2 separate regions of the Homo sapiens genome follow, and region 2 is linked to region 1. A link is a loop called in an ENCODE intact Hi-C map of the cell type or tissue named here. Cell type or tissue: transverse colon. All regions are shown on one strand. Each heading gives the region's core, and the rest is flanking DNA. Links, peaks and the distances in the headings are about the cores only. Region 1 overlaps CACNA1C (calcium voltage-gated channel subunit alpha1 C). Region 2 overlaps CACNA1C (calcium voltage-gated channel subunit alpha1 C).

Region 1 (2,914 bases), core at 107-2,606:
GCGTTTCCCTAATCCCGGAGGCATCTGCAAGGCGCCTTCTCAGCTCCTCAACAGACACATCACCATATGCCGATACCTTTTGTTTCCGGTTGTCCCATCTGTTTGATGGTGCACTGAGCCAGGTCACTCTGAATAGCTTCCCAATCACAGTAATTACCCCTGAGACTGGCACAGAGCTGGTTGGCTAAAACCTAGAAATGAAATCATCTTCATTCTATTTACTCCTTAAAGTTGAGTTTTAAAAAAGTAATTGATTTTTGTCTTCAGTGATTTCTCCTTGGAATCACTAACTGGAGCTCTCCCAGGATTGCATGTTTGTGTTGGTATTAACTGCGTTTCTAACTCTCTCCTAATCGTCACCTCCATTATTTTACCGAAAACTTAATTTGGACTTTCCAGAATGACTCTACCTCTCTTCATTTCTGTCTTAAAATGTAGAACCTGCATTGCTTTGTTTCTGTCTCCCACTTCATGTTCCCACTTTCCTCCCCAGGACTTCATGACTCTGCAAAAGAAAACTAACACATTTTTACATTTAAGCAAATTTCTCCTCACCCTAGAGTGTGTGTTGCTAGGACCTGCTGATTTGTGTGTGTTCACATTTTTTCAAGTGTTCGCTTTAGCGCTTTTTATAGATACCTATTTTTACCAGATCATCACTGCTTCTTAATTGTTCTCAAATCTTTTTCATTATTGTTCAAATCGGATTTTAAATAGCAGAGTGGCACTAAACCTTTAGATAATGTTTCTGAATCTCATCCCTTTCTCTCTTATTAGTGAGATCACTTCCCCTTGATGCCATTTTCTTTTTCGCAGATATTCGTAAAATCCCCAGAGATGTTTTCCTTTCTCGAGGACACTCAGAATTCCCTTTGGCAGCCTTCTCCTCTTCCCTGTTTGTGATGTTTCAGGAACTGAGAGTGCAGGGAATGCTGTCAGATGAGTGGTCCCAATGTAAAGATTAACTTCATCTTTATTCTGCGAAAAAGCAAAACATGAGAAAAAGATGCAAGAAAAAGATGCAAGCTTCCCCTTCACTTTTTCACCCTTTCTCTTTGTCCCGTCTCTGCTGTCATTCCAGTACTTTTATCACAGTGACTGAACACATCTCCCTAGAAAGCTATGACTAGAATGGGTGACAACCCAACATAATTAATGATCTAATTGGCTCTTGGTTTTCCAGTCTCTCAGCTCCCAAATTTTTCGGTGCTTATTATCCACTTTTTCATGTATTATTTAGGCTTAGGATTTACATTTTAGCCTCCCCCTTTTTTGTAGCATCACATCCAAATCTCTAAAGATTTCACATTTTTAAAAGTCATAAAAAGTTGTAGTTAGAGGACTGCTTGTTTCAGCTGCGTTAATGGAGCCCTCCTGGGAGCTGGACCCTGAAATAAGGAAATGGTGTGGATACTGTCTCTCTAGCAGTTCAGGGACCAGCAGTGCAGACCTTTGCACCTTGATCAACGAACACAGGACTCACACACAACTTTAAGCACTGGCCCAAGAATAAGCCAGGAAGCAGCATTATTCATAATAGCCCAAACCTGGAAATAATCCAGACGTCCATCAGCTGGTGAATGGATAAACATACAATGAAATACACTGCTCAGCAATAAAGAGGAACAGAGCCTACTGATATATGCAGCAGCACGGATGAAACTCAAAACATTATGCTAAGTGAAAGAAGATGGACATAAAAAGCCTCATAGTGTGTGATTCCATTTATATGAAATTTCTAGAGGAGGCAAAGCAATGGAGACACAAAGCAGATCAGGTTGCCAGGGACTGGGGATGGGAGGAAGGATTGACTGCAAGCAGGCGAGGGGGGTTTCAGGGAGTGATGGCCGTGCTTTAAAATGGATTGTGGTTATGGCTGCATGACTATATAAACTTACTAAAAATAATTAAGATGTACATTTACATTGATAAATTCTGAGGCATGTAAATTATAAGTCAATAAAGCTGATGGGGTCAGTGGGAGAGAAAGAGAGGAGAGGAGAAGAAGGAGGAGGAGGAAAAGGAGGAGGAGGAGGAAATGACAGAGGAGGAAGAGGAAATGAAATTGACAGAGAACAAGGAGGAGGAGGAGGCCACAAAGATGACCACGAAGGTGATGATGACAATGAAGAGGAGGAGGCATGTAAATTATAAGTCAATAAAGCTGATGGGGTCAGTGGGAGAGAAAGAGAGGAGAGGAGAAGAAGGAGGAGGAGGAGGAGGAAGAGGAGGAGGAGGAGGAGCTGCCACTGCTGCTGGGAAGACACAATCGGGCATATATTTTCAAGTAGACTCTATTCTCCTAAGAATTATCTCTTACTTAAGGATTAATATTTCTCTTCTGGTCTTCCTCTTGGGAGTGAACAGTTTCAGATTTAAAGCCACCGACTGAGAATCAGCCCACCGGCCAGTCCTGTTCAATGCACAGCCTAACGTAGGCAAAGTAATCACACTTACGATTGTTTTGATATATATGAAACCAGAAAATAATCCTGGGTTATCTGTTGTCTCTAAATGAAGAACTATAAGCAAATTCTCTCTCTCTCTCTCTCTCTCTCTCTCTCTCTCTTTGGAAGTGTATTTTCATTGTTATAGGCAATCATTTATTTGTTGGAACTGGGGTCTCTTCTGTCTGTTATTGTCATTACTTTGTCTAAGGACAGGACAATGTCCTTGATTTCACAAACTTTTGTGAATTCCACACCGTTACCTTCCATAGCCAGAGCCAAGACTTTCTCAGTGTTTTCCCATAATGGAAATTCTTAGATCAGTCAGGTCTTGTTTAAATTTACCATCAATCTCCACACTCAAAATATAAGTCACATCTTCATTCATTAATTTGCTGGGAGCTATTCCCAGCACGTGAAATTAGTCCAACTGCTGCATTTAGCCACAGACACTGTGTTCTACTGTT
Region 2 (2,914 bases), core at 152-2,651, 59 kb before region 1:
GGATCTGGATGTGGAGGTCTCCTTCCCCCAGGTGTATAGGAGGCCCTTCCTTTGTGTTCCCTGCAGTCCTCAACATGAAGCTGGGCCCATGGAGCCCAATCCCCACAGGCTGATGGCATTGAGCACCCTGGCCTCACTCTGTTTCTCCTCTGTTCCTGAGCCTCCCACCCAGGAAACACACCCACTGCTGACTCCATGTCCCAGTACCCCAGCCACACATGGCTTCTCTGTGGGCGGCTTCAGGCAAAGCTTCTGTCTCTCCTCACCCGCTCTGCACTTCCTGCCCTGCAGGCAGAGGGAGCTCCCTTCATTGACGGGTGGCCATGGGCAGGGTGATATGTTTGAGAAGCAGTGAATCCTGTAGCTGAAAGGAACCATGGGGCCACTTAGGTCAGTAGTTCCCAGGCCCTGGTGCTTTTCAGAAGTGGGGACCTTGTTAGAAGTCAAGATCCCCAGGTCCTCCCCAGGATCTTCTGACCTAGCAGGTCTGGAGTGGGGGCCAGGAGGCTGCATTTTTAACCAGTACCCCAAAATATCTGTAGGTAGTTGTAGGAGAACCGAAGTTTGGGATCCACTCATATACTCCAACGTCTTCATTATGTGGATGAGAAAAATCAGACTCACAGAGGCTGTGTCACCTACCCAAGGTCACCCAGCTTGATAATGATGAAACTAAAATTAGAACCCAAGATTCCTGGCTTCCAAGATGATGCTCTTACTGCCACAGCTTGCTCCTTGCCCTTGCTATGTTTCCAGAGGGAGAAAAAACATAAGAGGCAATATGGAATCCAGTAATCCAAATGTGCTCTGTGCTGAGAGGTCGGTAGAACATGATAGTTAAGACGCCAGCCTGGTACCAGGCAGACCTTGGTTCCAACCCTGTAAAATGAGAATAATGATGATACCCACCTCCCAGGGTTGTTGTGAGATCATCTACATAAAACATTAAACACAGGACCTGGCATGCAGCAAGAACTAGGGGTCAAGGGTTTGGCCTGTATGAGAGGGATTCAGGCCCAGTTACTTCATTCCCCTGATGTTATGGCAATGGAGGAGTCCCCCAAGCAGGTGGAGGTACAGCTGCCATTGCATTGCTCTGCAGTAAAGAGTCTTCAATGTAGGGACCTCCTGGGCACTGTGAGCCCTGGTGTTCCAAACCCCAAGATTCCCATTCCCTCACCTACCACAAAATTCATATTCATCTGGGAGAACCAACTCAAGGCTCAGCCCAACCCTGCCAAGGTCACCAGAGGATAAGGCCGTGAATCACTTTTCCCACAACTTCCCTTTTAAGGGCAGGTCCCCAGCTTTTATTGTACTCTGTTTTATATCATTATAATTGTGCTGATCAGCAAGGAGAACAGACCCATTTTTACAAGGGAAAGGAGACACCCACAAAAAAAAGCCAAAATTATGACAGTTTAAAGCTTGCAGCAAACACTTTTTAAATTAGATCTGCCTTCAGTATGGGTGTCAGACAGTTTCAGAGCAGAGCCTGATTTGGAGGAGAGGCGAGTTAGCCCTTTTAGGGGGCATGTGGTCGGCAAAGAGGCCAGGAGCAGTTATTGGGAATGAAAGTCACTTACTTACAAGAAAGGAAGTGGATGGAGGGTGACGTTCTTCGCATTGCTGGTGCCCTGGTGCTCACCATGATGCCAGGTGGGCTTTCAATGCCTGGAGAGGGGAGATGACCATCCTGATCATCAGCCTCAAAGACCTACCTCTGACTGACCTGGGGAAAGGGACTTGATTTTCTGGGGTTCAGCTTCTTTTTCTCTGGGAGTCTGACCCTCTCCTCCCACCTGCCCCACTCTCTTGCTACCTTGGGGATTAGTGGCCGGGGCTAAGGGAGTTGGAGCAAGGCCAGGCCTGGGAGACACAGGTGCAAGTCCAGATAATGGTGCAATCATCTGTTCTGGATGATGGATCAGAAAAGGCATAAGTGCAATCTTCTTTTTAAAAAATGGAGTGTGTAAATAAGCATCATTACCACATTACTGATAGTATTTGGTTCTGTGGCCTTGAGCAGGTCCTTCCCCCTCTTTGTGCTATACTGTCTTCATCTGAACAACTAAAGCCCTGGACCAGATGAACTTCCATATCCCTTCCAGCTAGAATGCTTGCTGTGCACCACAAAGCCTGTTAGTCTTCTGCTGCCTTCCAGGTGAACCACCAGGAAGGAATTGGAGACTGAAGAGGGCAAACAAAGCAGACACTGAGGCTGTGATGAGGGGAAGTCTTCCTTTAGAGACTAACCCTGTGCCACTTAGGCAGCGACAGTCCCCTTCCACAGCAACCCATGCCAGAGGAGCCTCGCTGCTGGAATGAGGTTCCTGTTCCACGCGTTTGACGTGTGTGCTGATGACTCTGCACCATATGGTAAGGGTGTCCAGGCTGCTGCTGGTGGGTATTTTATTTCCTTGCCTGTTGGTTTTAAGGAGGCTGTATAGATGCTGCCCTGTGCCCATCTCAGCACAGGAAGCAGAGCTGAGCAGCAGAGATGAAAGGCATACAGAGGCCAAGGAGGCATCCATCCTGGTGTAGCTGATGTGCTTGGGGCCACAGGTGGTCCTACTCAGGGGCAGTCCCTCTTGTGGGGCCGCAGACCTGGAGCAGTCTTAGCCTGGGTAAGCCCAGGTGCAGGAGAGAGGAGGGAGGTTTGGCTAAGACAATAGAAGCCCTGCAGTGCCCTGGACCCATGCCTGCTTTGATAAATAGCCCTTCTCTGCCTCCATTCATCTATCCACCCATCCATTCATCCACCCATTCACTCACGCATTCATTCATTCATCCATTCACCCACCCATTTATCCATGTACTTCTTTGCTTTCTTCTCACTCATGAATGTGAGGATACCTCATGGCATCAAGTGCTGTTGGTCATCAAAAGGACCTTGGAGGAGATGTGCTCTAAC

What was found. Hi-C counts contacts between places; a loop is a spot of excess contacts. Peaks named below come from ENCODE experiments on the same cell type or tissue, not always from the same donor. Only the 100,000 strongest peaks of a DNase experiment are listed, where the experiment ranks them.
Region 2: a loop joins it to region 1, with 11 times the contacts of the local background. A loop is called at or near these places in 2 of 110 quality-filtered maps.

Annotation. Positions count from the first base shown.
Region 1 is chr12:2,489,429-2,492,342 of GRCh38, forward strand. All of the region lies in intron 6 of CACNA1C (calcium voltage-gated channel subunit alpha1 C), which reads left to right. Among named protein-coding and RNA genes, the nearest start is that of CACNA1C-AS2, 180 kb to the right of the region's middle. In transverse colon, for the core only: no CTCF peak of the experiment used is centred there; no DNase peak of the experiment used is centred there.
Region 2 is chr12:2,430,724-2,433,637 of GRCh38, forward strand. All of the region lies in intron 3 of CACNA1C (calcium voltage-gated channel subunit alpha1 C), which reads left to right. Among named protein-coding and RNA genes, the nearest start is that of CACNA1C-IT3, 160 kb to the left of the region's middle. In transverse colon, for the core only: no CTCF peak of the experiment used is centred there; a DNase peak (open chromatin) is centred at 1,238; H3K27ac peaks cover 2,500 bases.